Regions from separate parts of the Homo sapiens genome. Here all the other regions are linked to region 1. Evidence: chromatin contacts called from ENCODE Hi-C or POLR2A ChIA-PET data. All regions are on one chromosome and are shown on one strand. The core of a region is the stretch at or near the end of the contact, and the rest is flanking DNA. Distances in the headings are between cores, read along the strand shown. Region 1 holds the start of PITRM1 (pitrilysin metallopeptidase 1). Region 2 has its middle 11 kb from the start of MIR3155B. Region 3 holds the start of ANKRD16 (ankyrin repeat domain 16). Region 4 has its middle 13 kb from the start of TRV-TAC3-1. Region 5 holds the start of GDI2 (GDP dissociation inhibitor 2). Region 6 has its middle 12 kb from the start of LASTR. Region 7 has its middle 21 kb from the start of LINC02561.

The links. A loop is a pair of places that touch in the nucleus more often than their neighbours do. ChIA-PET counts read pairs that join two places held with the same protein, here RNA polymerase II (POLR2A). Pooled maps may share reads with other maps.
Region 2: a pooled map shows a loop between it and region 1 (14-fold over the local background). The contact joins the enhancer-like site here to the promoter of PITRM1 in region 1. A Hi-C loop is called at or near these places in 1 of 37 single-sample maps with no recorded cell type and 5 of 50 pooled maps. POLR2A ChIA-PET finds 5 or more read pairs at or near these places in 1 of 52 experiments (BJ).
Region 3: a map of CD8-positive, alpha-beta T cell shows a loop between it and region 1 (30-fold over the local background). The contact joins the promoter of ANKRD16 here to the promoter of PITRM1 in region 1. A Hi-C loop is called at or near these places in 4 of 168 maps with a recorded cell type or tissue (CD4-positive, alpha-beta T cell, CD8-positive, alpha-beta T cell, naive thymus-derived CD4-positive, alpha-beta T cell and 1 more), 1 of 37 single-sample maps with no recorded cell type and 16 of 50 pooled maps.
Region 4: a loop to region 1 is called in a pooled map, with 5 times the contacts of the local background. The contact joins the enhancer-like site here to the promoter of PITRM1 in region 1. A Hi-C loop is called at or near these places in 1 of 37 single-sample maps with no recorded cell type and 2 of 50 pooled maps. POLR2A ChIA-PET finds 5 or more read pairs at or near these places in 1 of 52 experiments (HCT116).
Region 5: a loop to region 1 is called in a map of natural killer cell, with 11 times the contacts of the local background. The contact joins the promoter of GDI2 here to the promoter of PITRM1 in region 1. A Hi-C loop is called at or near these places in 7 of 168 maps with a recorded cell type or tissue (CD14-positive monocyte, CD4-positive, alpha-beta memory T cell, CD8-positive, alpha-beta T cell and 3 more), 2 of 37 single-sample maps with no recorded cell type and 17 of 50 pooled maps. POLR2A ChIA-PET finds 5 or more read pairs at or near these places in 2 of 52 experiments (PC-9 and activated CD8-positive, alpha-beta memory T cell).
Region 6: a map with no recorded cell type shows a loop between it and region 1 (16-fold over the local background). The contact joins the enhancer-like site here to the promoter of PITRM1 in region 1. A Hi-C loop is called at or near these places in 2 of 37 single-sample maps with no recorded cell type and 2 of 50 pooled maps.
Region 7: a map of naive thymus-derived CD4-positive, alpha-beta T cell shows a loop between it and region 1 (16-fold over the local background). The contact joins the enhancer-like site here to the promoter of PITRM1 in region 1. A Hi-C loop is called at or near these places in 3 of 168 maps with a recorded cell type or tissue (CD4-positive, alpha-beta memory T cell and naive thymus-derived CD4-positive, alpha-beta T cell) and 9 of 50 pooled maps.

What each region holds. Positions count from the first base shown.
Region 1 is chr10:3,170,918-3,175,107 of GRCh38, forward strand. PITRM1 (pitrilysin metallopeptidase 1) reads right to left here and starts at 1,865. Exons shown (of 27, transcript NM_014889.4): 1 at 1,800-1,865. The coding sequence starts at 1,855. RefSeq lists silencers at 1,390-2,229, 2,520-2,679 and an enhancer at 2,878-3,415.
Region 2 is chr10:6,161,645-6,165,834 of GRCh38, forward strand. It overlaps a transcript of PFKFB3 not described here. Among named protein-coding and RNA genes, the nearest start is that of MIR3155B, 11 kb to the left of the region's middle. RefSeq lists a silencer at 1,779-2,258 and an enhancer at 2,669-2,778. Within about 2 kb of position 2,032, at least 30 of the 41 ENCODE cell types and tissues checked have a DNase peak (open chromatin) inside an H3K27ac peak, as active enhancers do.
Region 3 is chr10:5,887,553-5,891,742 of GRCh38, forward strand. It overlaps ANKRD16 (ankyrin repeat domain 16), which reads right to left and starts at 2,341. Exons shown (of 8, transcript NM_019046.3): 1 at 1,489-2,341; 2 at 295-515. The coding sequence starts at 1,802. It overlaps FBH1 (F-box DNA helicase 1), which reads left to right and starts at 2,691. Exons shown (of 21, transcript NM_178150.3): 1 at 2,691-2,794. The coding sequence starts at 2,794. RefSeq lists silencers at 1,624-1,903, 1,914-2,023, 2,164-2,883, 3,074-3,123.
Region 4 is chr10:5,838,247-5,842,436 of GRCh38, forward strand. No RefSeq gene overlaps it. Among named protein-coding and RNA genes, the nearest start is that of TRV-TAC3-1, 13 kb to the right of the region's middle. RefSeq lists enhancers at 1,778-2,077, 2,288-2,467, 2,748-2,797. Within about 2 kb of position 2,170, at least 9 of the 41 ENCODE cell types and tissues checked have a DNase peak (open chromatin) inside an H3K27ac peak, as active enhancers do.
Region 5 is chr10:5,811,647-5,815,836 of GRCh38, forward strand. It overlaps GDI2 (GDP dissociation inhibitor 2), which reads right to left and starts at 1,788. Exons shown (of 11, transcript NM_001494.4): 1 at 1,568-1,788. The coding sequence starts at 1,612. It overlaps LOC124902367 (a long non-coding RNA gene), which reads right to left and starts at 1,551. Exons shown (of 2, transcript XR_007062041.1): 1 at 669-1,551; 2 at 1-310. RefSeq lists silencers at 1,069-1,608, 1,749-2,018, 2,079-2,258 and enhancers at 1,210-1,802, 1,803-2,395, 2,459-2,558.
Region 6 is chr10:5,582,063-5,586,252 of GRCh38, forward strand. No RefSeq gene overlaps it. Among named protein-coding and RNA genes, the nearest start is that of LASTR, 12 kb to the right of the region's middle. RefSeq lists enhancers at 1,342-1,870, 2,477-3,676. Within about 2 kb of position 1,694, at least 7 of the 41 ENCODE cell types and tissues checked have a DNase peak (open chromatin) inside an H3K27ac peak, as active enhancers do.
Region 7 is chr10:5,290,586-5,294,775 of GRCh38, forward strand. No RefSeq gene overlaps it. Among named protein-coding and RNA genes, the nearest start is that of LINC02561, 21 kb to the left of the region's middle. RefSeq lists an enhancer at 602-1,801. Within about 2 kb of position 1,251, at least 25 of the 41 ENCODE cell types and tissues checked have a DNase peak (open chromatin) inside an H3K27ac peak, as active enhancers do.

The DNA.
Region 1 (4,190 bases), core at 615-3,114:
ACGCCACTGCACTCCAGCCTGGGTGACAGAGCAAGACTGTCGGAAAAAAAAGAAAAAAATGCTGAAGATTGGAAATCCATTCACCTCTTGGTCTCTATCGTCCACACCTTACACTGCGGCCCCAGCACTCACAGACAAAAATGTCAGCACGAACCCTGACAGTCCCAAACTCAACTCACCCGGAGGTGTATCGACAGAGAATGGATAAAGTGCGGACTAATCGTTCAATTAAAAAAAAAAAAAAAAAAAAAAAAAAAAAAAAAAAAACCTTACCAATATAAGGGCCTACAGTGGCATGTAACAAAGATATGGGTCACATAACGTGAAACAAAAGATACACATGATACAGTATTATCCTAAACAGGTATTATTCAAATAGGTAACAAGACATTGTCAGAACGCATAAAAATGGTAAAATATTAAAAAAAAAAAAAGCAAGGACATTTCTGTATGTTATGACCGTGATAATCTAAGAGGGAGGGAGAGAGTTACGAGCAGTTAGGGGAATCTTCAACTTGGTCACAGGGACACTAATTTTCTTTTTTGAGACAGATCTCACTCTGTTGCCCAGGCTGGAGTGCAGCGGTGCAATCTCGACTCACTGCAACCTCCACCTCCCGGGTTCAAGCAATTCTGTCTCAGCCTCCTGAGTGGCTGGGACTACAAGTGCTCACTACTACGCCCAGCTAATTTTTGTATTTTTAGTAGAGACAGTTTCACCATGTCGGCCAGGCTGGTCTTGAACTCCTGACCTCAAGTGGTCTGCCCGCCTTGGCCTCCCAACATGCTGGGATTACAGGTGTGAGCCACCGCGCCCAACCTATTTCTAATAATTATTCTCACCTGAATGAGATGGCTCACACCTGTAACCCCGCAATGCGAGAGGCTGAGGAGGGGGATCAAACCAGCCTGGGAAACAGAGCAAGATCCCTGCTCTTAAAAAACACGTAATTATTATTCTCTCCAATTGTATTATATGTCGTATGGGATTTTCTACATTAATGTATCCCACCGAAATATTTATTTTAAAGATAATATGTACAGGAAGAAAAAACCTATTCAGTCACTGGCAATATTATGAAGATATGCTATAACCAACATTTGCTTACTGATTTAGCAAATTTCAGAATTATGGGACAGAAGCGTTTTAAGAAGTTACTTATCAAGGACATGATAGGAAACTCCTGAGCGGTAAGGCCAGGCCGAACTCATGCCACGGACGCCCCGTGCCTCCCGGCCTGGGCCGGCAGCGCTGAACTATTACCTTATATTAAACACGGGCTCGTGGATTACCATGAACACTAAACTGCTTCGTCATTTTTTTCCCCATAAATTGAGTCATTAAAAAAACAAAACAGTTCAATTCCGGGAGGCGTCAGTTCTCTGAACACAGCGAGACTTTAAGTATGGGCTGTGGGCGCCTCGGGTCTCTTAAGGACTCGGCCTCCCAACAAAAATGAACTAGGAGCAAAGCTGTCAGCGAGAACCGCAAATGCCGACCCCATTTACTACCCCCGTTAAAGCCCACGCTAATGGAGGGCCCCGCCGGGAGCGCCGCGGGCAGGCCCGGCCCCCAGCCCGGGGCATCGCCCCTGGGAGTAGGAAGGAGCTCCGAGGTCCTCCGGCCTCGGAGCCTCGGATGCGGGAGCTCCAGGAAGGGCTCGGGGTGCGGGACGCCCACAGCTTGGGGAGCTGCCAGCCCCGGGCGCAGGGACGAGGACCCCTACGCCTCCGGCCTGCCCTGGACCCTCCCCTCCCGGGTACCAGCGCGCCGAGCGCCTCCCGTCGCAGCGTCTCACCCGCCGCTCAGCCGCCTCAGCACACACAGGCCCTGCCGCCCGCCGCAGCGCCACATTGCGCATGACGAGCACCTGGCTGGCGAGGAACCCCCTCTTAACCCGACGCAGGGCGCGGGGCGGGGCTTGCCGTGACAGCTACCACTCCTATTGGTCAACGCGAACAGCGACGTCCTCTGCGATAGGCTGTAGGTGAAAAGGGTAGGCCTCCACTGCTCTGGGACGGGCGGGAGGGCGGTGCGGACGGAGATGGGCGGGAGGGGCGGGGCCGACGTGCCGAAGGAGGCGGGCAAGGCGAGGGGCGTGGTACGGGTAGAAAGGGGCGGGGCCGTCTTGCCGAAAGGGGCGGGGTTCGGCCAGCAGCAGGATGTGGACAGATGATAGGAGGGGGAAGTGGGCAGGCGAGAAGTGGGGCGTGGCGAGAGGCGTGTGTATGCAGATGAAGTGGGGCCTGGTGAAGGGCGGGGCTGCGCTGGTGAAAAGAGGGGCTCCTGGAATGGCGTGCTGTGTTGGGTGGGGCTGTGCAAGTGATGGGAGGGGCTTAGCGAGGGGTGGCTCTTTGCAGGTGAGGAGTGGAGACCAGTGGGAGAGGGGATTGCAAGTGAGCTGAGCCTTGGGGGCGGGGCTTGCAGGTGACAGGGTGGAGCCTAGTGGGCGGGGATGCAAGTGAGCTGGGCCTTGGGGATGGGGCTTGCAGGCGATGGGGTGGAGCCTGGTGGGGCGGGGCTGCAGGTGAGCTGGGCCTTGGGGGCGGGGCTTGCATGCGAGAGGTGGGTCCTTGTGGGGGCAGGGCTGGCAGAAGTGGGTGGGGCTTGGTGATGGACCGCGGTGTTCAGGTGAGGGTAGTGGCCTGGTTGGGGGCTGCCGGAAGCTGGGCCAGGTGAAACTTGGTAGCCCTCTCTGGCCTTGGTGTGGGCGTTGGTCCTGTTTGTAGGGCTGAGCTGAGCTCCAAAGGCGTTCTGCTGCCCCGCCAGGCCTGAACCTTGGGGTCTGGGGGCTTCTTGGATGAGATCTCAAGGCTGCATGGCAGGTCCCAGGGCCAGGGCCCCACGGTGTCACACGTATCACGGATGGCCGCCAGCGAAGCACAGCACAGCTCCGAGCTGCTGCATGGGAGCCTGTGGCCCCCGCTGCTGCCTCCGCTTTCCTCTTCGTTTCGTGTCTAGGAAGATGCACCTGAGCCCCCTGACATTGCCCAAGTGCCCAAGGGCCCTTCTGGGAACCCCCAGAGAGGCTGAAGGAGGCCCCCGTAGGAGTGGGTGGTTCTGCACTGTGGGCCAGAAGGGGCCCTGGGATTAGCCACGCTTGGAGAGGGTGGGGTAGCCCTTGGAGGAAGTCCGCACCAAGTCTGACCTTCCGGGTTTCTCAGAGCCTCTCTTCCTTCCTCCCTTCACCTTCTCCCTCTTTTTTTCCCCTTGTATCACGAATACAAACAGGCTCAAATCTCCCTCTGTCTCCTAATGGGCTCTGAAAAAAAAAATTAAAAATTAAATGGTAAGTAGATGGCTGCAGTCGGCTTGAACAAGCTAAAACTTTGGAAGCAATGTGGAAGGTAATACTGTGGGAAAAAGTCCCAACGTGTCTACCCTAAACTCTCCATAGGGCAGCCAGTTCTGGGCTGCAGGTAAACACGTACCTCCTTATTGAAGAGCCCAAAGGAACCAGAACACAGGCAATAATAGGAGCGACAGACACAAACACGCTCTGCGCATCACCCGTCTTCTAGGGAGAATTTGGGTGTGTGCACACAAAATATCCGATCTAGGTCTCAATCAATTTAGAAAGTTAATTTTGCCAAGGTTAAGGGCATGCCCATGACACAGCCCCAGGAGGTCCAGATGACATGTGGCCAACATGGTCGTGGCACAACTTTTTTTTTTTTTTTTTTTTAATACCGTGTCTCACTCTGTCGCCCTGGCTGGATTGCAGTGGCGCAATCTTGGCTCAGTGCAACCTCAGCCTCCCGGGCTCAAGCGAGTCTCCTGCTTCAGCTTCCCGAGTAGCTGGGATTACAGGCACCCACCACTATGCCCAGCTAATTTTTTTTTTTTTTGTATTTTTAGTAGAGACGGGGTTTCACCATATTGGTCAGGCTGGTCTCGAACTCCTGACCTCGTGATTTGCCCGCCTCCGCCTCCCAAAGTATTGGGATTACAGGCGTGAGCCACCGCGCCTGGCCACAACTTGCTTTTATACATTTTAGGGAGATATGAGACATCCACCAATATATGTAAAATGTAGATTGGTTGGGTCCGAAATGGCAGGGCAACTCCAAGTGGGGGCTTCCAGGTTGTAGGTAGATAAGAAGGAAATGGTTGCATTATTTTGAGTCTCTGATTAGACTTTCACTGAACACACAACTTATATTTGAGAGGAGGGTAGAGAAGCAGTCAC
Region 2 (4,190 bases), core at 782-3,281, 3.0 Mb after region 1:
GAGAGAGAGAGAGAATCTCACTTTGTCACCCAGGCTGGAGTGCAGTGGTGCCATCAGGACTTGCTGTTGTCTAGAATTCCTGGGCTCAAGCGATCCTCCCACCTCAGCCTCCCGAGTGGGTGGGATTACAGGAGGGTGCCACCATGCCTGGCTAATTTTTTAATTTTTAATTTTGTAGAAACAGGGTTTCACTATGTTGCCCAGGGTGGCCTTTAATTTCTAATGTAAACATTTTTAATTGTGGTAAATACACTTATAATTTACCATCTTCAACATTTTTAAGTATACAGCTCAGTGGTGTTAAATATATTCAGTGTTGTACAACCATCACCACCAACCATCTCTAGAACTTTTTCATCCTGCAAGACTGAAACTCTGCACCCATTAAACAATAACTCTCATTCTTCACAATCCCCAGCTCCTGGCAGCCACCATTCTTTCTGTCTCTGAATCTGACTATTCTAGGGAACTCATGTGAGTGGAATCTTACAACATTTGTCTGTTTGTGCCTGGCCTATTTCACTTAGCATCAAGTGCTCACGGCTCATCCACGTTGTAGCATGGGTCAGAATTTCCATCTTTTTGGAGGCGGAGTAATGTTCTGTGTGTTTAGTCACATTTTGTGTATCCATTCATCTGTTGTTGGACACATGGATTACTCTACCTTCTGGCTGTTGTCAATAATGCTGCTGCGAACATGGGTCTACAAACATCTCTTTGAAACCTTGCTTTCAATTCTTTGGGGTGTGTATATACAAGGAATAATCTTTTATTTCATAGCTTTAGCATCTATTGATGATTCTTGAGTGAAACACTTATCAGAGTGTCCGTAAAATGGCTATTTACCATTTTTGTCATTCTTTCCACATTTATTAGTTGGCATTCTTTTGTAAAGAAGCTCTTTCCTGCCCATCCTCCCTTTTACTAGCTTTAATTTCATCATCATTATTAATAGTAGTAATAGTACCAATGTGGACTCCGGGATTTTTAAAATTATGACTGCATGTGTTAGAATCCATTCCTGACATACTCAATTGATGCTCAAGCCACTCCCAGTTTGGGTGAGAACCCTTTCAGGCTGGCTGCTGTGTCCTTGACACGCCCCCTTCAGCTTTTGAGCTCTGTCTTAACTCCTGTTCCAGGCTCCTTGTGTCCTTCCCAGTCTCGGCCTTGGGAGCAGCCACTCCTCCAAGGATCCCTGGGTACTTTCAGTGGAGGATGGTCCTTAGAAGGCTGGATCTGGGCTTTTGTGTGCCTCTTCTTGCTACCGGAGTGTCCGTGTTTCCAGGGCGTTTTTCATGGATGGAGCTGGGAAACATTTTAAAATTGTAAATTCAAACGGATCAGTTATTCCAGTCCAGCAGCACAGAGTTCTTCCTCTCCTTCCCCCGTCCCATAATTGTATCTTTCATTTGCTTTCTGTGTTTTCCCCAGGAATGTTGTCTTCATCTTGAATCTCCTTTGCTACTGGCTGTACTCATTAGCAACATAAAATTCCTCGTGATAACCTCTGACCCCTATCCCATGTGTGATGACACCGAGTTGAGGGAGATCAGACATTCAATGCAGAGGTGGGGGCCAAGACCAAGCCTCCTGGGGCTTAAGAAAATATCTCCAGAGACGGGAAGTCTGGAAGGGAACTCCATCACGAATATTTTATGTTCCCTCCCTCTATTGTTCTCAATCACTGCACAAGTGTATATTACTTTTTTTAATAACAAAAAGGAACTTTTAAGGTAACCCCCCACAACCCTATATAGACTGGATGTCAACTCTTTAGTCCTAGATACACCTGGAGCCTGGCGTCGTGGGGACAGAGGCAGGTCCCTGTGCTGAGGGCGGTAAGACAGGGCGGGTAGGTGGGGACCCAGCTGGGAGGTAGGGGGGCCAGACGGGACATCAGCTCCCGGGAGCCCCGCTCTGGGCACGGTGCGCGCCTCCACCCTCCATTGCACCCCGCGCCTGCTTCCTCCCAGGTGCACCTCGGGCGCCTAAGCCAGCTGGGTCCCGGGCCCCGGGAGCAGCTGCGGGCCCGACGGGGGCGTGGCGGGACCGGCGGGGGCGGGGCCTGGGGGTGGTCCGCGCGGATTGGCTGCTGCCTGCGGCGCACGAGCCGGTCAGCGCGCACCCCGCCCTTCCCGGGCCGTGCGGCACGCCGCGTTCACGTGCTGTCGCGCGCCCTCCCGGCGTGCGCCGCGCGGCCCCAGCCTGCTCTGCGGCGACTGTCCGGCTCGTGAGCTCCGCGTGGATCCGGCGCTGGGCCCCCTACGCTCTGGGGACCTGGGGTTGTGTTTCCGGCAAAGGATGTTTTCCGAGAAGGCCTGGGAGCGGCTGTAAATAATACCCGAGAGGAAATAGGCCCGGCAGGTGTTTTTGCGCGTCCCGGCGTTGGGTGTGGCTGCGGCGGGCGTGCAGGCCGCAGATGAGGAAACAGACTAGGAGGGATTTAGGCATCTGGACTCTGCGGGGCGGCCCGGGCGCGCAGCCCGTTTCCCTGTGGGTTGAGGGCGCGGGAGAAGTGGGCGGCCCACCCCACCCCGCGCGTGGATGCGGGGCTGGGGCAGGTCCGCGGTGGAGGCGCCGCCAGTGAGCACCCGGGGACCGCTCCTAGCCCCCAGTGTGGGACACAGACTCCCTGAGGACCTCGTATGCGTTGGGTCTGTGGCTCCATCCGAATCTTCATGAACAGGGCCTGCGGTGAATTTGGGGAGAGTGAGTGAGCGGGTGAAGGGTCAGGAAATAAGTCACAGGAGGCATGGTTGAAGAATTGGGGATGTTTAACCCAGACATGGCAGGACTGGGCACACTTGACCCCTGTCTGGAAGTATTTGAAAGACTTCTGAAGGGGGCCAGCCCCTCCACACCTGTGGGTGTTTCTCGTCAGGTGGGAGGAGATACTGAGAAAAGAAATAAGACACAAAGTATAAAGAACAGTGGGCCCAGGGGACTGGCACTCAGCATACGAAGGACCCGCACTGGTGGCCGTCTCTGAGTTCCCTCAGTATTGATCATTATTTTTACTATCTTGGCGAGGGGAGTGTAGCAGGGCAACAGGTGGGGAGAAGGTCAGCAGGGAAACATGTGAGCAAAGGAATCTGTATCATGAATAAGTTCAAGGAAAGGTACTGTGCCCTGATGTGCACATAGGCTAAGTTTATGTTTCCCTTTACTCAGACATCTCAGTGTAGCAAAGAGTAACAGAGCAGTATTGCTGCCAGCATATCGCCTACAGCCACAGGGCGGTTTTCTCCTATCTCAGAATAGAACGAATGGGATTGGTCTGCTTTACACCGAGACATTCCATTCCCAGGGATGAGCAGGAGACAGAAGGCTTCCTCTTATCTCAACTGCAAAGAGGCCCCCTCTCTTTCACTACTTCTCAGTACAGACCCTTTACGGGTGTCTGGCTGGGGCACGGTCAGGTCTTTCCCTTCCCAGGAGGCCATATCTCAGGCTGTCTCAGTGGGGGGAAACCTTGGACAATACCCAGGCTTTCTTGGGCAGAGGTCCCTGCAGCCTTCTGCAGTGCATGGTGTCCCTGGTTAATCGAGAATGGAGAATGGCGATGACTTTTACCAAGCATACTGCCTGCAAACATATTGTTAACAAGGCACATCCTGCACGGCCCTGAATCCATTAAACCTTGATTCAATACAGCACATGTTTCTGTGAGCATAGGGTTGGGGCTACAGTTACAGGTTAACAGCATCTCAAAGCAGAAACAATTTTTCTTAGTATAGATCAAAATGGAGTTTCTTGCGTCTTCCTTTTCTGCATAGACACAGTAACAATCTGATCTCTCTTTTCCCCACAACTTCCTTATGAGGAAGAGGCTAGACTTTCCTTCTCCCTGGGGGCACAAAACAGATTTTCCCAGGTGGAGAATTTCAGGTCAGTTACACAGAGCCGGCAGGGATGAACATGTCTGGCGTTCTTTGCAGGAGCCAGATGTTTACCTATGTTAGTGGGAGAATAGTGGAGCTCAGATGCAAGTTCTCATCTGCCAGACTCCAAAGCCCTTGCCTTTTCTCGATGCGTCTATTTTTTTGTAAATGTTTTAGTTCAGAGGTACATGTGCAGGTTTGTTATATAAGTAAACTCGTTTGTTGTAGATTATTTCATCACCTAGGTATAAGCCTAGTACCCAGTATTTTATTTTCTTTTTTCTTTGTCTTTGTTTTTTTTTTTGA
Region 3 (4,190 bases), core at 1,091-3,590, 2.7 Mb after region 1:
TTTGTATTTTTAGTAGAGACGGCGTTTCACCATGTTGGCCAGGCTGGTCTTGAACGCCTGACCTCAGGTGATCCACCCGCCTCCGGCCTCCCAAAGTGCTGGGATTACAGGCGTGAGCCACTGCACCCGCGCCCCCGCCCCCACCCCCTCCCCCCCAGATGTTCTTATTCTCTGCCTTCTGTTTTCCAAAATCCTCCTTTCCCCTGAAGGTGACCTGAACAAGATGCGGTTGGGCAGTGCTGGGTGAAGCAGCCACATGTGTGTACTGCTCACCTGCAGAGCTGTAGGCTGTACCTGCAGTATGCAGAGGAGTCCTTCTAATTTTGCTCTCTGTCTTCCAGGCACCTGGGCAAACAGTGAGCAGGTACTGGAGGATCAGAGGGTCGCCTTCTCGACTGGCAATGTGGAAACTGTTCCAGCCATCTTTGTTCTTCAGGAGTGGATTGGCGCCATGTTCCACCAGCTCCTGGATCACCCCCAGGTTCTTCCTTGTGCAGGCCATCATCAGAGGAGTCCTAAGGCCAACCAGGAGAAGCTGTCAGATGGAGGCAGCTGAGACATTAGAAGCCAGGGGCCAGGTCTTCAAAACACACACATCCTTGGCACAGATGGAAAACCTAGAGGATTCAGGGGTCTGGCAGGCAGGAAAACAGCTTTGACCGGCAACCTCTGTGCCTTCTGTGAGGACCCTGGGAGAAATAATAAGGGGAAAATGATTGTAACGAACGTGTACCTAGAGGAGAGGGTGCCTGGGAGACAAAGCAGCTTATAAGCTAGTTCACAGGATAGCAGTGAATTGGAGCAGAGCTAAGAAAACCCACAGACAACCCTCAACACATAACGAAGTCTATTCCCCTGCCCCAGTGGGGAAGATGTACTTCCCTATGTTCCTAAAGATGTTCACGCCCTCTAACGAACCTGACCTAGTGAGTACTAAAATCAGTGTCAATCTAACAAACGAAATGCAATTGGCTTGTGTGATGGTGGAGCAGAGTATCTCTGACTGTGGTGGTTATGCAAGGCTGCACGTATGTGATACAACTGCACTGTGCTCTACACACACGAGCGCGTGTATAACTCAGGAATTCTGGATATTGATTGGAGCAATGCCACTTGAAACAATGCATTGGTGCAGAAGTAACTTAGCTAAATGTCCCCAGAACATCGCATCCGGAGGCTATCTGTATAGTGCACACACTTCATTGTTTGGTAACATTCTCTTTGGTTATATTCTACACTATTCCGTGCTCTAGAAAGGGAGGTGACTGCCCCGACCAGTTAACCCACAAGGGCAGGAACGAGGGACTCTGCAGGTCATCTGCGTTATAAGGGAAAGTTGGGCAGGAGGTCCCTGCCGCTGAGCAGGCCTGGGGTGAGAACTAGGAGCTGAGAACAGCTACGGTGTCCAAGGGGACGGAGAAGCACAGGGAACTCGCTACGACTCTGCGAGTAGAGGGGAGGCGGGGTGTCTTTCCGCTCCACACCTACCAGTCGGCCTTCTTCAGGCAGTCGACCGCTGCCCCCCGGCCCAGCAGGTAGCGCACGCAGTCTCGGTGGCCCATGGAGGCCGCCTCGTGCAGAGGCCGCTTGTAGTCTCGGTTGGTGGCCTCGATGTCCATGCCCCAGGCCTCGGCCAGATAGGCCAGCACGTCCCGATGCCCGTGGCGCGCGGCGCAGTGCAGGAGGGTATCCCCGGCCGGCCCCGGGCAGCCCCCGGCCGCCTGCAGCTCCTCCTTCAGGGCGCGCAGCCGGCCCTCCTGCACCAGCCTGCAGAGGCGCCGCGGGTCCCCGGGCTGGGCCATCGCCGCGGGTCGGGCCGGGCTGCGCGGGGAGGCGGCGGGCGGGACACCGGCGGCCGGGCAGGGAGAAGCCGAGGGCGAGTGGGACTTTCCGCCTCTTCACGCAACCTGCCCCGCGCGCCCCGAACCCGGCAGAACCGCCCCTCACGCCCCCGGCTTTGTCCCCGGCAGAGCCGCCTCCTCAAACCCCCGGCCTAGTCCGCAGGCGGGCTGCCCCCTCACAGCCCCGGCCTGCCCCGCGTGGGAGAAGCCGCGGTTCCGGGCACGGGGCGGTTTTTCCTCAGGGACGGAGCGGTCCGGGATGAGCACGGAGGGGCCTGGGGATCCGAGAGCGCTGGCGTCCGCCGTCCTGGAGCTGCAGCGGCCCGTACGTGATTCGGGACTGAACACGTAAGGGAGTGGGGCGCGCCGCTACACCGCAAAGCCCCAAAGTGGAGGGTCCGGGAGGGCGCGCACAGCCTCGCCCGGCGCCGTGCAGGGTGGCTCCTGAGGCAGCCAGGCCCAAGCGTGACCTGCCCCGCACGCGTCCTCAGGGCCGCCCCAGCCTCCAGCCCCTGGGGGCCGGCGTTCCTGGGCTCCGCCCCCGTCCCCGCCCCTCGACCGCCGCTGCTCCGCGGGGACTCGGGGAGCTCGAAGGAACTCTGGGAAAGTTTCCCGCTCCGCCCCGGCCCGAGCGGAAGCGCGGATGGGGCGTGGCCCGGTAGCTGTGGCCGCGCCCCCACCGATTGCGCATTTCGATTGGCGTTAGTGGCCGTCCGTCAGCACGCCCCCTCCGGTCTCGCGTCCCGATTGGTCGCGGGGGCCGTCAGTCCGGCTCCGGCGGCGGGCGCTTCCCGGGGCTGCGGCGGGGCGGAGCTCGCGGAGGAAGTCGGCGGGCGTCTCGGGCTCCAGGTCCCGGCCAGAGGAGGAGCTCGCTGCCGGGGGACGCTGGGCTGAGCGGCCGGCGGCGCGGGCCCGGCGGCGGCGGCAGCGGGGTCCGGGTCCGGAGCGCCACAGTGCGTGAGGCCGCAGACGTGGCAGGGAGTGTGGGAGGGGCTCCGCCGTGTGGAAAACTTAACCTCCGGGGTCCTGCGCGGGGGGTCCGGGCCCGGGGTGGGGCAGCGGGGGCCCCGGGGGCGCGAGGCTGGGCTCGGGCAAGCGCGGGCGTGGGGGCTCGGCCGTCCGGGCCGTGGGCAGGTGGAGGGCGCGGCGGGGGTGCGCGGGGGAGGCCAGGGCGCTCACTGAACTCGGTCGGGAGCGGCCCCCGCGCTGCCCCCCGAGGCCAGGAAGGCGCAGCGTGTGGGTCCTCGGGGCTGAAGGGGCAAGCGCGGGGACGTGGCCTCGGCTGCTAGGAGGCCAGGCTTTCCCGTCTACTCTGACGTTTTGACCTTGGGCAAGTCATTTTTCGCTGCCCTCTGCCCCTGTGTCATCGGTAGCTTCTCTGCCCCTCCTCTGAGCATGGGAAGCCTAAGGCGATGTGGGAGGCCTGGCGCTGGTGGAGGGCACGGCGAGAGCTGGGCAGGCTGTGGGTGATGGAAGAGATCAGTAGGTGTTGGGTTCCTTACCCGATCTGATTAGGTGCCAGTCACTTAACCTCTCCATGTTTTCGATTCCTTTAGGGAGTAGAATGGGAGTAGCTCCTATTTGCCAGGCCTAAAAACGAGTGCCGTTTACATTTTTTATTGCAGTCTGTGGTCCGAAGACAACCCTATGAGGCATCAGTAGGGTTTTACAGGTGGGGAAGTGGAGGCCTAACCAAGTCAGTGACTTTCTTACAGAATTACAGGTAATAAAGTCTTCTGGAAGGCAGGATGGTAGCATGTGTTGAGTGTCCGCCAGCGTCTGCCGCTGTGGTAAAATGAGCGGAGATAAATGAAAAGACTTCTGGAATGGGCCCATGAAGATAAGTCCGTTTTACTCATGAGCAGATTGAGTTTGGTTAAGGTAACAGTGATGTGGATAGCCTCTGGAGACAGAACTAGTCCAAGTACCAGCTTTGCTCAGGTTATTGTTCTGTCGTGCCTTGTCACTCCAGCAAAAGAAAAAAAGGAAGGCATAAAAGTTGTTTGAAATGCACAAAAGTGTAGGGCGTGCCAAGCAGTGTTCTGCTGCCGTTGAAGTTAGTGCAAATTGGAAGTTGAGGCATCTGGTAGCTTCATGCTTTTTGCTTTTACCCCTGCCCCTCTCCCAGTTTCAGATGACTATCTTCTCTTGCATTATGTCTCTAGTTTCCCTGTTTTTTAAACATAATTGGGACACACGGGTTCACAGTAGGTTGGAATATATATATATATTTTGAGACAGAGTCTCGCTCTGTTGCTCCGGGTGGAGTGCAGTGGCACGATCTCGGCTCACTGCAACCTCCCCCTCCCGGGTTCAAGCAATTCTCCTGCCTCAGCCTCCCGAGTAGCT
Region 4 (4,190 bases), core at 920-3,419, 2.7 Mb after region 1:
CTGAGAGGATGGGGTGGCAGATGGCTAGAGCCCAGGAGTTTGAGACCAGCCTGGGCAACATGATGAAACCCTGTTTCTACAAAAATTACAAAAAATTAGCCAGGCATGGTGGCATATGCCTGCAGTCCCAACTACTTGTGGGGCTGAGGTGAGAGGATCCCCAGAGCTCGGGAGGTCAAGGCTGCAGTGAACCGTGATCACACCGCTGCACTCCAGCTTGGGGGACAGAGCAAGACCCTGTCTCAAAACAAACAAACAAACAAACAAAATCATCCTATGATCCAGCATCCCACTCCTAAAGAATTAAAAGCAGGGACTCAAACAGATACTGTGCACCAATGTTCATAGCAACACTGTCAACAGAAACCAAAAGGAAAACAAGCCAAATGTGCATCCGCAGATGAGCGAAGAAACAAAGTGTGTCCATCCATACAATGAAATAGGATTCAGTTATAAAAGGGAATCGAGGCTGGGCGCGGTGGCTCACACCTGTAATCCCAGCACTTTGGGAGGCCGAGGTGGCCGGATCACGGGGTCAGAGATCAAGGCCATCCTGGCTAACAGAGTGAAACCCCGTCTCTATTAAAAATACAAAAAATTAGCCGGGCATGGTGGCGGGCGCCTGTAGTCCCAGCTACTCGGGAGGCTGAGGCAGAAGAATGGCGTGAACCCGGGAGGCGGAGCTTGCAGTGAGCCAAGATCGCGCCACTGCACTCTAGCCTGGGTGACAGAGCGAGACTCTGATAAAAAAAGAAAAAAAGGGAATCGAGCATTAAAGTATGCTACATCATGGATGAACCTTTGCAATATTAAAATAACAGAAGCCAGACACAAAAGGTCACATATTGTGTGATTCCATTGATATGAAATGTACGGGATAATTAAATCCATAGAGACAGAAAGCAACTTGGTGGATGTCACAGGGACCTTTGTTTGAATCCCAACTTTGCCATTTATTGGTGGTCTAACCTTGAGCAGGGCATTTAACCTCTCAAGATTCCAGTTTGTTCATCTGGAGAATGGGGATGACCGTCAAGCCCACCTCAGCAGGGCATCGTATGGGAACTCTGAGCTTGGACCCGCTCAGCAGTGTTTTTTTTTTTCTTTTTGAGACGGAGTCTCGCTTTGTCACCCAAGCTGGAGTGCAGTGGCACAATCTCGGCTCACTGCAACCTCTGCCTCCTGGGTTCAAGTGATTCTCCTGCCTCAGCCTCCTGAGTAGCTGGGATTAAAGGCGTGCACCACCACGCCTGGCTAATTTTTGTATTTTTAGTACCGACTGAGTTTCACCATGTTGGCCAGGCTGGTCTTGAACCCCTGACCCTCCTCGGCCTCCTAAAGTGTTGGGATTACAGGCGTGAGCCACGGCGCCCGGCCCCTGCTTAGCACTTCTGTCATAGGCTCCTGTAACACGTGCCATTTCCAGTTGTTTTGTATCTGGATGTCACGTTAGACTGGACCCCATGTTGGCAGGGACTGCAACCGCTGTGTTGACCACTGTGCTTCTGCCCTGAGCACAGTCCCTGGCACGTTGCCGTCACAGTCTGGGAGGGGAGAATGAAGAGTGACTGCACATGGGTGCGGGGTTGTATTTGGGGTGAGGAGAACACTTTGGAGCTAGATAGCGGTGGTGCCTGCAGAACAGTGAATGTTTTAAATGCCACTGAATTATTCCTTTTATTTATTTATTTATTTTAGTTTTTTTTTGAGACAGGGCCTCTCTCTGTCACCCAGGCTGGGAGTGCAGTGGGACAATCATAGCTCATTGCAGCCTCAACCCCCACCAGGCTTAAGCCATCCTCCCACCTCAGCCTCCGGAGTAGCTGGGAACACAGGTGCACACTACCATGCCCGGCTAATTTTGTTTTTCTTTTTTCGGGGACAGGGTCTCACTATGTTGTCCAGGCTGGTCTCGAACTCCTGGGCTCAAACGATCCTCCCACCTCGGTCTCCCAAAGTGCTGGGATTACAGGTGTGAGCCACTGCACCCGGCCCGAATTTTTCACTTTAAATGGTTCATTTTACGTTACTTGAATTTCACCTCGATAAAAAAACAACAAGGCATCTGAAGTTGTCCACAGGCTTCACACAGCACGTGGAAAGGCGGGCCGGGGTGACTCACCCCTCTGGGGGTCAGGAACGCCGTTCTGGATAACTCGCATCCCCCTGGGGATGTGAGTCTGAGCTGCCCCGGCGAGCGCAGCTGTGTGCAGGGCCCGCAGTTCCTGTTTCCGTCGAGCCTACAGCCCAGAGAAGCGTGTGCTTCTCCCCACGGAGGTGGGTCTCCGTTTCAGGGTCAGACCTGAAAGCATCGGTTGCGTTTGCTGGAGTTGTTGTCAGCATGTTTGCCGCTTTGATTTAGAGGCCGGGATAAAGGGCGATTATCAAAGGACTGCATGTTCCCGGCATGGCCACGATGGGCCCCGGCAGTGTCCCTGGAGGCAGCAAGCTCACTGGACAGGAACAGAGGTGCCATTGTGTGTGGCTAAAGCAGCTAGAAAGTCAGTGCTTCTCTGCTGCACTGTGAGGCGGGAAGAAGATGTATTTCCACCTCGCGGGGCACCTCGTGTCCTGTCTGGGGGGTCTGTGGGCACCAGTGTCCACCCAGGTCCTGCTGCAGAAAGTGGGGAGGCCAGTGGCTCTGGGGCCCTCATTTGGATTTTTTGAGAATTCGTGCCTCCACGCTTTGTCCAAAGCTCTCCTGAAAACCCCTTCGAAAGTCAGGCACAGCCTAGTGAAGGTGCTGTTCCCACGGTTCATGTCATGTGGCCCTGGAAGGTCTCACTCGCTGCAGGTGACCGGGGGGCAGGAGGACATACAGAAAGGCTTCAGCCCACGACTGCCCTGGTGACGCGGGTCATGTCCTCACCCTCACGCCCCCTCATTGCCCCTTTATTTCTGGCATTTCCTTCCTCGGTGGGAGGCCCCCTCTCTGGTGCTGCAAATAAACACCAGACCCCGCCCATCAATCACACCTCTTCAGTGACACAATGACACCCTTTCTGTGCATCAGTGCCCTGTGCTGTCAGAGTCTCGTGACACAGATTCAAACTATTTGGGGATTCTATTTTGGCCAAGCACTGGCCAGTTATTTAACAGGTATGGATTATTTTAACCTTTGTAATTACTGCATAAAGCAGGTGTTACTAAATCCATTGTACGAATAAGGGTACTGACTCAGGTTGGGATTGGCCAAGGCAAGAAGCTGATTAGTGGTGGGGCAGGATTCAAATGTCTGAGTTACTGTTTTTTATACTGTAAGTTCAAAAAACAACAATAACAAAACAAAAACCAAAACAAACAAATAAAAATAAATAAGTAAACTGTAAGTTTAATAAGCTGGCCCTATAAGTAAACCAGTTACTGGAGGCATTCTCCCTCCAGAGCGAAAACAAGAGATTTCTGTGGCAGCTGTCGTATATTTGTAGAGATGGGAGTGATTTGGATAGATTGTTTAACGGTAGGCGCGGGGTCTTCACACAGCCCCTAAATCACCAAATGTGACTGCCTGGTCTACATGCACCAGAAGCTGCTATTTGACAGCTTTACTTAGCGAATGGCTTAATCACGGCATTTCCCCCTCGAATTGATGTAAAGGTGACTCCAAGAGCACAAATTCATTGAAAGTGTTTCTGCCACCATCCCCTTCATGTATACATCAAAGAAAATCAAGAGTAGGATGCCCCTGAGGCCATGGCGTGAGCTGGAATGCTCTTCTCCAACTCATGGTGTTGTCTTCTATATTAGTCTGTTCTCTCATTGCTATGAAGAAATACCTGAGACTGCATAATTTATAGAAAACAAGGTTCAATTGGCTCACGGTTCTGCAGGCTGTACAGGTCGCATAGCACCGGCAACAGCTTCTGGGGAGGCTTCCGGGGGCTTCCAATCATGGCGGAAGGCGAAGGGGAGCAGGCGACTGACATGGCGGGAGAGGGAGCGGCGGCGGGGGGCGCATTTTTAAACAACCAGATCTCATGACAACTCACTACTGTGAGGGATCCAACCCCACGACCCAAACACTTCCCACCACGGCCCACCTCCAACATTGGGGATTACAATTCAACATGAGATTTGGTGGGGACACAGACCCAAATTATTTCATCTTTTGTGAAGCCCAACCAGATCCCCCATCCCTGACACGAATTGCTCCTTCTCTGGTATTTCTCTCCTCCATTAGACTGTGAGAT
Region 5 (4,190 bases), core at 538-3,037, 2.6 Mb after region 1:
ATTAGGCACTTAAAAAAAAAAAAAAAAAAGCACAAAACCTGCAGTGGGTAGGGCCTATTCATTTAGGCATCCAACAGTCTTCCAGCTTTTCAAAGACAGACACAGGATTATTCCTGGATTGGTCAAACATAACGAAGTATTCAGAATGAATATTCTCTAATAATTGCATATAACTATAAACAGAAAAATGACAGACCAGAAAAACACGATTCTAATTCTTCACAAACCTTTCCTAAAAAATTAGCCAAATAAAAGTTCGAAGGTTTTCTCTTGCCTAGAGACATCTAAAAGTGTTATTTTGGGATGTTACCTGTAAAAAAAAAAAAAAAAATTGGTTTGACCCTGAGAGATTATAATAAATTTCAAAAAATTTGAAGTGGAAGTCTACATTAAATGACTCAGGAATTTGAAGTCAGAGTACATAGGATACACAAGATTTACATCAGTATTCATCTTAATTATGATCAAGCAGCCCAAAGTTAGAATTTCAAATTTCCCCAAAAATTGATAGTTAAAATGGTTTTCTCCAAAGTGAATTCTTTTGCAAGATGAACATTTAAAAAAAAAAAAAAAAGAACAGAAAAAGTACAAACTACAGAACCTGCCTGCGTTATCTACAGATTACCTAAAGTTCCCTTAGAAACAGATAACCAGGAAAATCAATATACCATGATATTAGGTACACCTTGCATTCATATATTACAATGCATTCTTCATGTTATTATCTTCCAACTCCCTGAAGAAAGCTTCGGAGTACAGAGAACTTGGCTTTTAGCAATCCATCACCAACCCAATTCTTAGGGGAAAACAGTCCAGAAGAGACAAAGGAGGCAGAGAACCCACCAAACAAAAGGAAAAGGCGGCGAAGGTCAGGTGCGAAAGCATTTGACGGACAAGTTTTGAAAAAACTCAATTCCAATTCTACAGATGCTCAGTAAGTGAGAAGGGAGGGTGGCTAAAAGGATTCAATAATACTTCTCATTAGCAGGGGGGAGAAAGGATTAAAAGACTAATTTCCACGTTTTCGCCAAAAATATAAGTTAATCAAGCCCTAGCAGTTCCGAAGCAGTGATTATCCAAGACTTGTCAGGAAACCCCGTACTCGGCTTTGGCAGCCAGACTGACCCGGGGCAGCGGCCGAGGCGGAATAGGAAATGCAACCGCGAGGCCTGCACCGTCCCCTCCGCCTCGGGTGCTGGTTTCCAACCGGGCGAGGTCACCGGCCCAAACCGGGGAGCGGGACCCTTGGCCCGGGCGGCCTTCTCCCCTCCCCTCCGCTTCCGCTGGGGGCAAGCGCAGAGGCCGGGCTCGGCCGTCACCCCGCCCCGAGCCTCACGGCCCGCATCTCCATTTCCCCGCCTGCCCCTCACACTGGGAGCCGCCCGCTCGCCCCGGGACGCGGGGCGCCCCTGAACCCGCCCGCGCCCCTAGCCACGACTCCCGTCCCGAAAACTACGGCTGACGGCAGAACGAGACCCCCGAGGAGCTGCGACCCGCGGGCCGTGCAGGAGCCGGGGGTGCGCCCGCCCCGGCTGCTCAGCCCCGGCCCCTCAGCCCTGGCGCCCACCGTCAGGCCGGTGCCCAGCACGATCACGTCGTACTCCTCATTCATGGCGGGGCAGGCGCGGACGCAGGACCCGAGCAAGGAAAAGGCGCAGGGGCTCCGTGACCACCCTACGAGGCTGGGAGGCGCTCTTGGGCGCGAAGGAAAGGGGAAGAGAAAGAGAGGAAAATGGAGCTGGCGACAAGGCGAGACCGACCGCCACCTCAGACGGGAAGAGAAGAACTGGGCGGGGAGAGGAGGGGAGGGAGCGAGGAGGGGAGGGCTGTGACTGAGCCTCCGCAGCCGGGGCGGGGCCTGCAGGCGCCGGGAGGGCCGCCAATCAGGCGCTCCCGGCACTCTAATTGGTTACGTCCCCGTCGCTCGCACAACTTTTTTTCCTTCCCCGCCTCTCGCGAGAGGAAAAGGGCGGGGCGTCGCCATTTTGGCTTCCGGTTCCCCTTGCGGCCTCTGCCACGGTGGTTCGGGAGGCGGCGCGCGGGCCGGGGTGGAGGTGCACGGAGCCGCGGGCGGGGACTGCTGGCCACCACCGTTCTGACTCCCGCCGTCGGGGCGGGAGCTCGCTCGGTCCAAGGTCCCAGAGCCGGATCGCCGCCCTTGGACTTTGAGCGGGCGCGTGCGGCGGCCACGTGGGCGAGGAGCGCGGGCCGGGCTGCCTCTCGGGGGTGGCGGCCTTGGTTCCTCCCGCGGGGCTGGGCTTGCCGGGGCCCGGAGCCCGCCGGGAAGAGTTCGGAAATCACACGTGTCCTTTTTCCCGCTCTGTGCCCTCCTTGTTTAGTGCGTTGCCGGTGGGCGCTTTAGGAAATTGGTAGGAGGAAAAGCGGCTTCTTTTGAAAAGGTAACCCTTAACAGAGATGAAAGTGAAAGCCAGGTTTCATTGGGAAGCCGATCTGCACCTACCGAGGGCTGTAACTTAAAGCCGCTGTAAACGTGGTAGCTGATCCTTGTATGCAAAGGTTTAGGCCCTAAGCTTAGAAACTGTTCCTTGCTTGCCTTCTACCCCGCTCCTCTTTTTCTAGAATTCTCTTAGGAATCTCTGGCTTCATTGAGGACACAGGTGTAAGCAGAAGCTGTGTTCTCAGCTCCAAGAGGCCGACCCCACGAAAGCCTAAGCAGGTGAATTTCGTAAAGACGTTGACAGTTGGAAAACCTGTGCTTTCAGCACGTGATAAATCTGCAGAGTCAGCAGACAATGAAGATTTGGCATTCAAGAACTCCTCAAATACTTCTCGATAGTAGCTATTCAGAGCCTGCCTTGATAGACCGAACTTGCTCATATTTAAATCATTAAGATAGAGGAAAGAATGTAACAACTTTTTAAAATGTTTCTTACCCCATAAATACTTGAAGAAGATATGTTATATTGGACCATGGATCTTTCTGGGGGGGAGGGGAGAAGAAAGCAAAAGTAAAGTTTAAATTTACATTCAACCTTAATTTGATTGTATATATTTGTGACCAAATGAATTAGTGCACAGTTGACCATACAACTGATTATGCAACAGTGAGTGTAACTGACTTTTCTTTTGGCTAAGCTAATGATGACTAAAGAAGGTCCTTCTGTTGCTCTGTCTTCAAGTCATCAGGGGGTCATACTACCTATATTTTTGAACCAATATGAAATAACCCTTTTTCTTTATTTTTCTGAGACAATCTCACCCTGTCGTCCAGGCTGGAGTGCAGCGGTGTAATCATGCCTCACTGCAGCCTTGATCTCCTGGGCTCAAGCCATCCTCCCACCTCAGTCTCCCCAGTAGCAGGGACAAGAGGTACAGGCCACCACACCTGACTATTGGCCCTTTTTTTTTTATTAGCAATAACAATAAAGAGCTTTTTTCACAATTGCCATCAGCCTCTGGCTCTTGAAGAGAAATTTAAGCATGTCAACTGAATTATGTTAACCATGTTTTAGGTGAAGACTATTTTATCGATACTCAAGAGTTGTGAGAAACTTGAAGACACTGAGATAAGGGAATTGAATTTAAGGCTAATAAGGATCCCTTCCTTACTTAACACTGAAGTTCATTTTAGTTCACAGTACAGGCCCTATGGCCCAACAGAAGGACAATAACAATCAAACCTGGACTAAGCCTTAACGGACTGAGTGCATCTAAAATGTTGTACCTGAGCCAGGCACAGTGCTTCACACCTGTAATCCTAACACTTTGGGAGGCTGAGATGGGAGGATCACTTGGGGCCAGGAGTGGGAGATGGGAGAATCACTTGGGACCAGCCTGTGCTGTAGAGCCTAGGTAACAGAGACACTGTCCCTATAAAAAAAATTAGCTGGAGGCCGGGCACGGTGATTGATGCCTGTAATCCCAGCACTTTGGGAGGCTGAGGTAGGCGGATCACAAGGTCAGGAGTTTGGAGTTTGAGACCAGCCTGGCCAATATGGTGAAACCCCATCTCTACTAAAAATACAAAAATTAGCCGGGCATGGTGGCACGTGCCTGTAGTCCCAGCTACCCGGGAAGCTGAGGCAGAGCAATCGCTTGAACCCGGGAGACGGAGGCTGAAGTGAGCCGAGATCGCGCCACTCCACTCCCGCCTGGGCAACAGAGTGAGACTCCGTCTCAAAAAAAAAAAAAAAAAAACTGGGCAGGCTGGGTGCAGTGGCTCACGCTTG
Region 6 (4,190 bases), core at 444-2,943, 2.4 Mb after region 1:
CTGCCACGATGCCGCAGAGCAATAGCATGTCAAGTGCTCGCAGGATGGATGCATAAAGAGGTGGCAGCTTACATCAAAGCCAGGTGACCTCCCGTCCAGCTCCTGCAGCCAGGAGGTGTGAGATCCCTGGTGGGCACATAGAGCTAAAGTTCTCCCACCTGTTCTTTCTAGGGCTTAAGCTGCCATGAGCCAATAGGCATGGATGGATGTGATATCCACAGCATGGTGAGCCATGGGCAACAGGGGCATGACCTAGTCCTGACCACACTGGGCCAGCACCAGGCCGGCCATGCCTCCCCAGAGCCTCCCTGGTCTGGGAAGTTTGTGGGCAGGATAGCAGAGCTGTGAGGATCAGTTCCACCTTGCAGATGAAAGAGTACCCTGAGGCCCAGACAGAACCCAAGTGCTGAGCCCGAGAAGCGAAAATCAGCACTTGGGCTTTGTTCCCCAAACCTCTCCTAACATGAGCATCACCGGGGGCAATTTTTCTAAAGCAGATTCCCAGATAACTTCCCCAGAGTTTCTGATTCAGTAGGTCTGAGATGCGGCTCAGGAATCTGTGCTCTAAGCTGCCGAGTGATTCTTCCAATCAGGATATTCTGAGAAACATGAAGTTACTGCTTCCTTAAGGGATTAGGGAAAAACCTGCAGATTGGATGGGAATGAAACAGACCTCCTACCAGAAGTGAGGTAAAGGTCGAAGCCTGTGCTCAGGCAAGCGAGCTGCGTGAGTACCTAAAATGTGTAGGGGATTCCCTCTTCGATGAGTAAAACGGCCAGAGCTCGGCTCTTAGGAAGGTTAACTCCTGAAATGTTGGGTGGGGTCAGGGAGGGACGCCATGGAGAAAAGGGCTTGGCTATGACTCTCAAAGCCTTCAAAGGAAAATGCCCCCCTCTGGCTCCCCAGGATATGGCAGCACAAGACGTCCAGTGGGTAACTGGAAAGAAACCGTCCCAGGGCTCGTCACAAATCACTGCCCAACCAATGAATCACAGGTTATCTAGACAGGCTGAATTCACCACCTTTGCCCATTGGCCGCTTAGGTGCTGAGGCCGCAGGATCTGCCAGCACAGGACCATCAGTTCCCTCCCGTGCCTTATTTACATTTCATTTTATTATTTTTTTAAATTTTATTTTAGAGACATGGGGACTTGTGTCGCGCAGGCTGGAGTGCGGTGGCACAATCACAGCTCACTGCAGCCTCCACCTCCTGAGCTCAAGAGAGCCTCCCACCTCAGCCTCCTGAGTAGCTAGATTACAGGCACGTGTCACCACCCCTGGCTAATTTTCTTTTAATCTTTTGAGGCTGATGTTCTGGTACGTGGGAAAGGAGAGGGAAAGGGGCTGCAGAAGAGAATGAGAGAAAGGGAGGAAGGAATTGAAGACATTCAAGTGTGAGTGGGGAAATGCATAAAAGAGAAAAGGCTACGCAGGGCCAAGTGGACCCCTGAAAACACAGACACAGAGCAGGCACATGCTGGTGGTGCATGGCAGGGCGCTGTGCTGGGGGCTGTCCCGGCCTGGAGAGGGGCAGAGGGATTGCAGTTGACATGTCAACAATCGCTCCTGAATGGCAAGCCCGAGCCCTCCCCTCCACTCCTTCACTCCTGAAGTCCGGTCAAGAGGCTCCAGGCTCTTTTTTGTTACCTTTTTCCGCACCACTGGTTGCCCTGGCAACAGCCGCAGCTGGCCCGTCTCCCAAATCACAAGCTGTAATGAGAATCTCAGGCAGGTTTGTTCTGCTCTGCTGGCTCGCAGACAATAGGTGGAACGCTGGCCCACAGCTGTGGTTTCAGAACCTGTCCCCGAGGATGCCCCGCAAGTAAGGGGAGGGAACAGGGTCTGGGAGGAAAGGTGAGAAAGGGCTCAGCTAAGAGAGAAGGCAGCGGAGGAAACAGGAATGTCCTGGAACTTCCCTACCACCACCTCTGGGACAAACCGGCTGGATGGGAGTGCACAGTGGATGGATCCATAGCTGAATACACAGCAGCACCTAAAGGAAGTGTCTGCCCAGCCCCCAGCCTGCGCCTGCGCCTCCACTGTTCTCACCCAGCGGCTTCAGTGAAAACACGCTGTCCAGATCCACAAATGACCCAAAGCTTCCAGGGAGAGCAAATGTGCTGCAGGCGACAGAGCTGGTATTCATAAAAGAGACCATATTCGATTGGAACAGTGGGCGGAAACTAATAATTTTGAGAAAGATATAGGAAAAGTTGGCTGAACAGAAATTGTCTCGAGAGGCCGGGCGCGGTAGCTCAGGCCTGTAATCCTAGCACTTTGGAAGGCTGAGGCAGGTGGATCACTTGAGGTTAGGAGTTTGAAACCAGCCTGACCGACATGGTAGAACCCCGTCTGTACTAAAAATACAAAAACAAATGGCCAGGCATGGTGGCGGGCACCTGTAATCCCAGCTACTTGGGAGGCTGAGGCAGGAGAATTGTTTGAACCCAGGAGGTGGAGGTTGCAGTGAGCCAAGATCACGCCACTTCACTCCAGCCAGAGCGAGACTCCGTCTCAAAAAAAAAAAAAGAAAAGAAAAAAGAAATTGTCTCGAGAGTCCAAATCACTCGCAAGCTCAGTGCACATCAACAGGGACGCAGCAGCTTAGAACACAGACGCAAGCGGGAGGCACGTGTGCCAGTGTGTCACTGCAGCCCATTCTTTGCCTGGTGGCTGAGCACCCCTCAGGTAAAGTGTATGGGGTCTTAGAAGTCAAGTTGGTGGATGCAGTTTGAATTCAGCTTCCAGTATTTAAAATGTTTGTAATTGTATAAATCAGAGGCTGTGTAATGTTGGGGTCAAAAGCAGGAATGCTGGAGCCAAACTAACTGGGTGTGAATCCCAGTGTTTATAAGCTGTGTATCCTTGAGGAAGTTACTTCACCTCTCTGAGTGTCAGTTGCCTCATCTATACAATGGAGGCAATAGCACTGCCTCCCTCCTAGGGTTTCAGTGAGAATTGAGTCAGTGACTCTAGGTAAAACACTCAGAAGAATGCCGGCACACCGAAAGTGCAAATTCTGGTTGCTAATGGTATTAGTGACTCAGCTGTTGCTTTCAAAAGGTTGATGAGTTGTTTTTGCCTGGAGGGCCCTGGACTCGGAATGCCTGGCCACCCTCAATACTCTCGAACCTAAACTCCTAGTCACCCTTGTATGGTCAGGCTGTGTCTGGCCACTCCCGACAGGAGGTGAGTAAGAGGGACCAATGACCCTCTCCCCAGAGCAGCCCGAGGCCACATGCACCAGCCCATGGTGCTCCTATGGCCCTTGGAGAGCCCCACTAAGGAAGGGCTGTCCCTCTGCTGGCTGGTCCGTGGGGACCCAGTATTCTGAGGACTCACAGCTGCTGAGGAAACACACTTCCACTACCAGCTTCACACCCAGCACGTGCGGGAGCCGTGGAAAGCCACCACCCTTGTCTCCCTTCCTTAGCTAGGAACCCTCTCTTCTTCTTCACTGGGTCTTGGGAAGACTGGAGAGGGCTTTACCCCCTGAGAATGGAACATTGTATAATCATCTACTTGTTCAGAGGAGAGAAATCCTACTCCAGCTCAATCTCTAGAAGAGATTTCTGTAGGCAGCCCAGCACTTCAGCTCAGACGCCATCGCACGCTGGGACCTTAGCCAAATCCTCTTGTTCTTAATTTCTCCCCATCAACACGAGAGTGTTGATTTCAGGGGAGCCTGGAAACTTCTCCATCCACCCAGACTTGTTGGAGAGGCGACTTGCACAGTGCTTTGCAGAAACACAGGTCTCTGTTTTCAGGAGTTGCTCTCGGGAAGGTGAAGCTGTGATCTTTGAAAGCTTTGTAAAGTTCCCTGCATTTCAGAATCACATTCTTTCCCATTTGCCTTTCCCACAAACCCAAAACAGATTTGGAGCAATGGAAACCATGCTTAGAAAAAAAAACCCTCATGATGGAAAACTGCCAAACCTCATCTTCAAAACTAAATGTGGTCTCATCCCAGTTGTCAAGGCCCAATTTTGTATTTTACTCTTGTATTATTTATTTTGCAAACACTGCAGGTGTGTGACGCCAGATGCTGTTCTAAGAGCTTTGCAAACAGTGACTCATTTCATCCTTATAACAACTCCATAAAGGAGACACTGTTGTTATCTTCATCCTCATTTTTGGAGGGGTAAACTGAGGCATGGTACATGACCCATAAGTAACTAGGGATTTAGAC
Region 7 (4,190 bases), core at 1-2,500, 2.1 Mb after region 1:
ACATCATTCAAATTACATTCTCAACTAATAAGGAACTTCTGCTACATAAAACACCTAACTCATGTTTTCTTTAATGTTTCTATTATACTGTGCTTCTTGCAACCTGTATTTGTGCCATCCGTATTTTACAGCCAATTATGAAACATACAATTATAATTTATCTTACTTTCAACTCATCCCTCTGGCTGGTCAAGGTCAGAACTCTGTCTGATTCTATGAGTCCATGTGGTTACATTTATCTCAACATTGTGTTTGCTATAAATTTGATGAGAATATCCTTTATATTCCATTGCTAAAGCTTTTGCACTAAATAGAGATGTTCCGTATCAAGTCACAAGAAAATTCTGTCTTCATTGATGTGAACTGCCTGGAGTCCACAATTCAACAGGTTAAAAATTTGTCTAACGTTCAGTCCACCCGCCAGCTAAAAACTGAGGCCTTAAAGAACTGAGCAAGCTTGTTCTCCTCTCAGAGCTAGTCTCAGCCACCAGCATCACCTTTTTAGCTGCACTGAAAGAAATCCTGGCGGGTTTTCTCTAGTGGGGACCACCAGATAGGATGATGAGGGGATAAAGAATTTCTTCCCACCTTCTTGGTGATGTCTTTGTCCCTGTGTCACTCTCATTGAAGTAGCTCCCCAGTCCCTACTGTGTCTCTCCATCTCACTCCTCAGTTTTAGTTTCTTCAGAACAATTGTGATCAGAGCAATTGCCTGAATTATTCACACCAAGTGAGTTATTTATCAGAGGAATAAAGGATGTTTGAGCCATTCCATATCAAGTATCATCTTGTTTTAAAACATTTTGCTGGACAGAAAGAAAAGTCATTATTTACAGCAAAACTACAAAGAGTTGGATACAGCCCCAAAACTCTGATAGGAGATTTAACCATACAGAACAAGAGTTCAGCAAGGATGCTGCAATTCACGAGGAAAGGCTAACCCAGGGTTATGAGAGAAATGTTAACATTGCATGGCGATAAAATGCCAAATACCTTGCTGTGGTTTGAATGTGTCCCCCAAAGTCCATGTGTTGAAAGTATAATCCCCAGTGCAACAGTGTAAAGACGTGCCCTCTAAGAGGTCACTAGGTCATAACGGCCCTGCTGTCATGAAGCACTGACCTTATTATTGCGAAAACGGGTCCATTATCGTGAGAGTGGGTTTATTGCAAAAGTCATTTCAGCCCTCTCTTGTCTCTCATCCTCTTACCCCTGCGCTCGTGCCCCCTGCCTTCTGCCATGGGATGACACAGCACAAATGTCCTCACCAGATGTGGGGCCTGTGATCTGGGACTTTCAAGACTCCAAGACTGAGCCAAACAACTTTCTGTTTTTTATGAGTCACTCAGTCTCGGCTATTCTGTTACACAACAGGAAACAGACTAAGACACACCCATATAATCCTCTCTGAATAAATGGGAATCCATTGTCAAGCAACAAAGAGAAATGCTGCCCGACTCTCTGGGGAAACACACCTTACCCCTCTTTTACCACCCCCACATAAGTAGGGAGCCAAAAAGATCAGCTTTCAGAGTTCTCAAAATGCCTTCTGAAAAGTCTGGTTAAGACCACACCTTCTGACCGGGAGTCTGGTTCGTTAAGACTGCTGTGACAAAGTACTGTACACTGGGAGGGTTATAAACAAAAGACATAGATAGCTCACAGATCTGAAAGCTAAAAGTCCAAGATCAAGGTGCTGGCAGATTCAGGGTCTGGCGGGGGCCTGCATCCCGTGTCACAGACAGCTGTCCTCTCACTGTCCTCATGTGGCGAAACAGGCACGCAATCTCTCTGGGGGCTATTTTATCAGAAGCACTGGTATAGTTTGGACATTTGTCCCTTCCAAATCCCATGTTCAAGTTTGATCCCCATTGTTGGAGATGGAGTCTAATGGGAGGCTTGGGGGCCATGGGGTAGACGCCTCATGAAGAGATGAATGCCCTCCCAGGGGAGGGGGGTAAGGTCTTACTCTATTAGTTCCCATGAGAGCTAGTTGTTAAAAAGAACCTGGCCCCTCCCCTCCTTCCTGCTTCCTGTCTCACCACACGATCTCCGCACACACCAGCTCCCCTTCACCTTCTTCCACACTTGGAAGCAGCCTGAGGCCCTCACCAGAAGCCCAGTCCTGAAACTTCCAGCCAGCAGAACTGTGAGCTGAATAAACTTCTTTTCTCTATAAATTACCCAGCTTCAAGTCCTCCTTTATAGCAACAATAAATGGACTAAGAGGGGCTCTAATCCCATTCATGAGGGTTCCACCCTCACGACCTAATCACCTCCACAGGACCCACCACCAAATAGCATCACCTTGGGGGTTAAGGCTTCATATACGACTTTGGTGGGGATGTAAAGATTCCATTCATTGCACAGGGCAAAGGGAGGCCATAGCAGCAGGGTCATAGTGTTCTGGGGCTGCTCACTGCCCCTCACTCCCAGGCCTGCCCCACCCCAGCCAAGGCCTTCATGCTGCTCTGGGCTACCTCTCCCAGGTCCTGCATCCCAAGCAAAGGTACAGACTCAATTGAGATCTCCTGAGACTCACTCCCTGCCCCTGCAACAAGATGGACATGTCCTTGTCAAGTTCTTCTCTAGGAAAATGTGGGCATCACATAGAGACTCGTACCTACCTGTGCAGAGGTTTTCCAGAGCCTCGATCACCCCCTCTGTCTCATCATTGGTTTCTGGCTTCAGTCTCACCTTCTTGGTGATGTCTTTGTCCCTGTGTCATTCTAATCAAAGTAGCTCCCCAGTCCCCACTGTGTCTCTCCATCTTACTCCTCAGTTTTAGTTCCTTCAGAACAATTGTGACCAGAGCAATTGCCTGAATTATTCACTTATTTTGTGGTATGTTTTCATATTTATTGACTGATTTCTCCAACACTAATCACCACACCTAGAAAAGCTCCCTAGTATGTGGTCAGTGCTCAATAAATATTTGCGGAATGAATGAAATTGAGTTCTAAGCATAGGCACAGTGGGGTTTTTTTTTTTTTTAAGTTTTTCTGTGCTCTGTTCTTATTTTCTGTGATCTGCAAACTATCTCTAAATCCTTATGAAAGATTGCGTCCAACACTGTTTTTTGCAGTGGGAAATTGAGAGGCCCATGTTGCACTCAAACAGAGCAGCAAAGCATTCGTCATCCCTCCCCTCAGGGCTGGGACTAACAGCAGGGCCTTCCTCAGCAGAGTACAGCTATGCCCAGCTGAGTGACAAATGCTCTAGTCAGAGAACACAGCAGCACAGGAGGCCAGCATGGTGGCCACAGGGGGAGTTCACGCGTGGCCGCTTGTGGACAGGTGCAGGGTGGCAGCCCTGAGGAGGTTCAGAACACCAGGGGCATCTTGAGGTAACAGCATCAGTCATGAACCAGGATATAAAAATCCATGCTGCTTATTTAAACAGGATGTGTAATCAGACGGTTGGAGTATCTACAAAGAAGCCAGTCAGGAAACAATAAAGCAACCCAGAGGCTTTTAAACACAGGAAGTCGCTACCCTCCTAGGCTAGAGAAACAGAGGTAGCAGTGCTGGAGGCAGAGCCCGGGGTCCCTGGAAGAAGCAGCAGCCATGGAGGGCCTGAGGGAGGCAGCCAGGACGACTGGAGGGATGGAAGCTGCTGCTGTGTCCCCTAGAGAAGGGAAGAAAGGCACCTGGACTCCAGCTTCCCTTTCTGCTCTCAGCAGCGCCTCACAGTGGCCAAGTCCAGCTGGAAGGCAGCAGGCAGAGAGGGCAGCACCCAGGGCAGAAGAGGCCGCTCTCCTGGGCTACAGCAGAGCAGGAGAGGGAGGAGGAGGGGCACTGAGCAGACAGGAGTGTCAGTCAATCAGGCTGACCCTGGCCCCGCATCCTCAACGGGATGTTAATGAAATACCGCCTTCTTCTGTAGTTCAGGCTGATGGGGCAGGAATGCTGGGTTATGTAAGTGTCGCAGTGTTCACTGAGGGGGATAACACGAAAAACTTATTTGTTCCTGGGAAAATTTCTTAAATCTCATTAAGGCTTCTTAAGCATTCACAAGATTAAAGCCACCTTTGCCAGAGGTTAGGATTAATAGGTGGGGCTAAATAGCCTACCTGAAATTCAGTTCCAGAAATATTTACTGAGTATCTTTTATGTGCAACTGTTCCTAGGTTTTGTTTGTTTGTTTGTTTGTTTGTTTGAGACAGAGTCTCGCTCTGTCGCCCAGGCTGG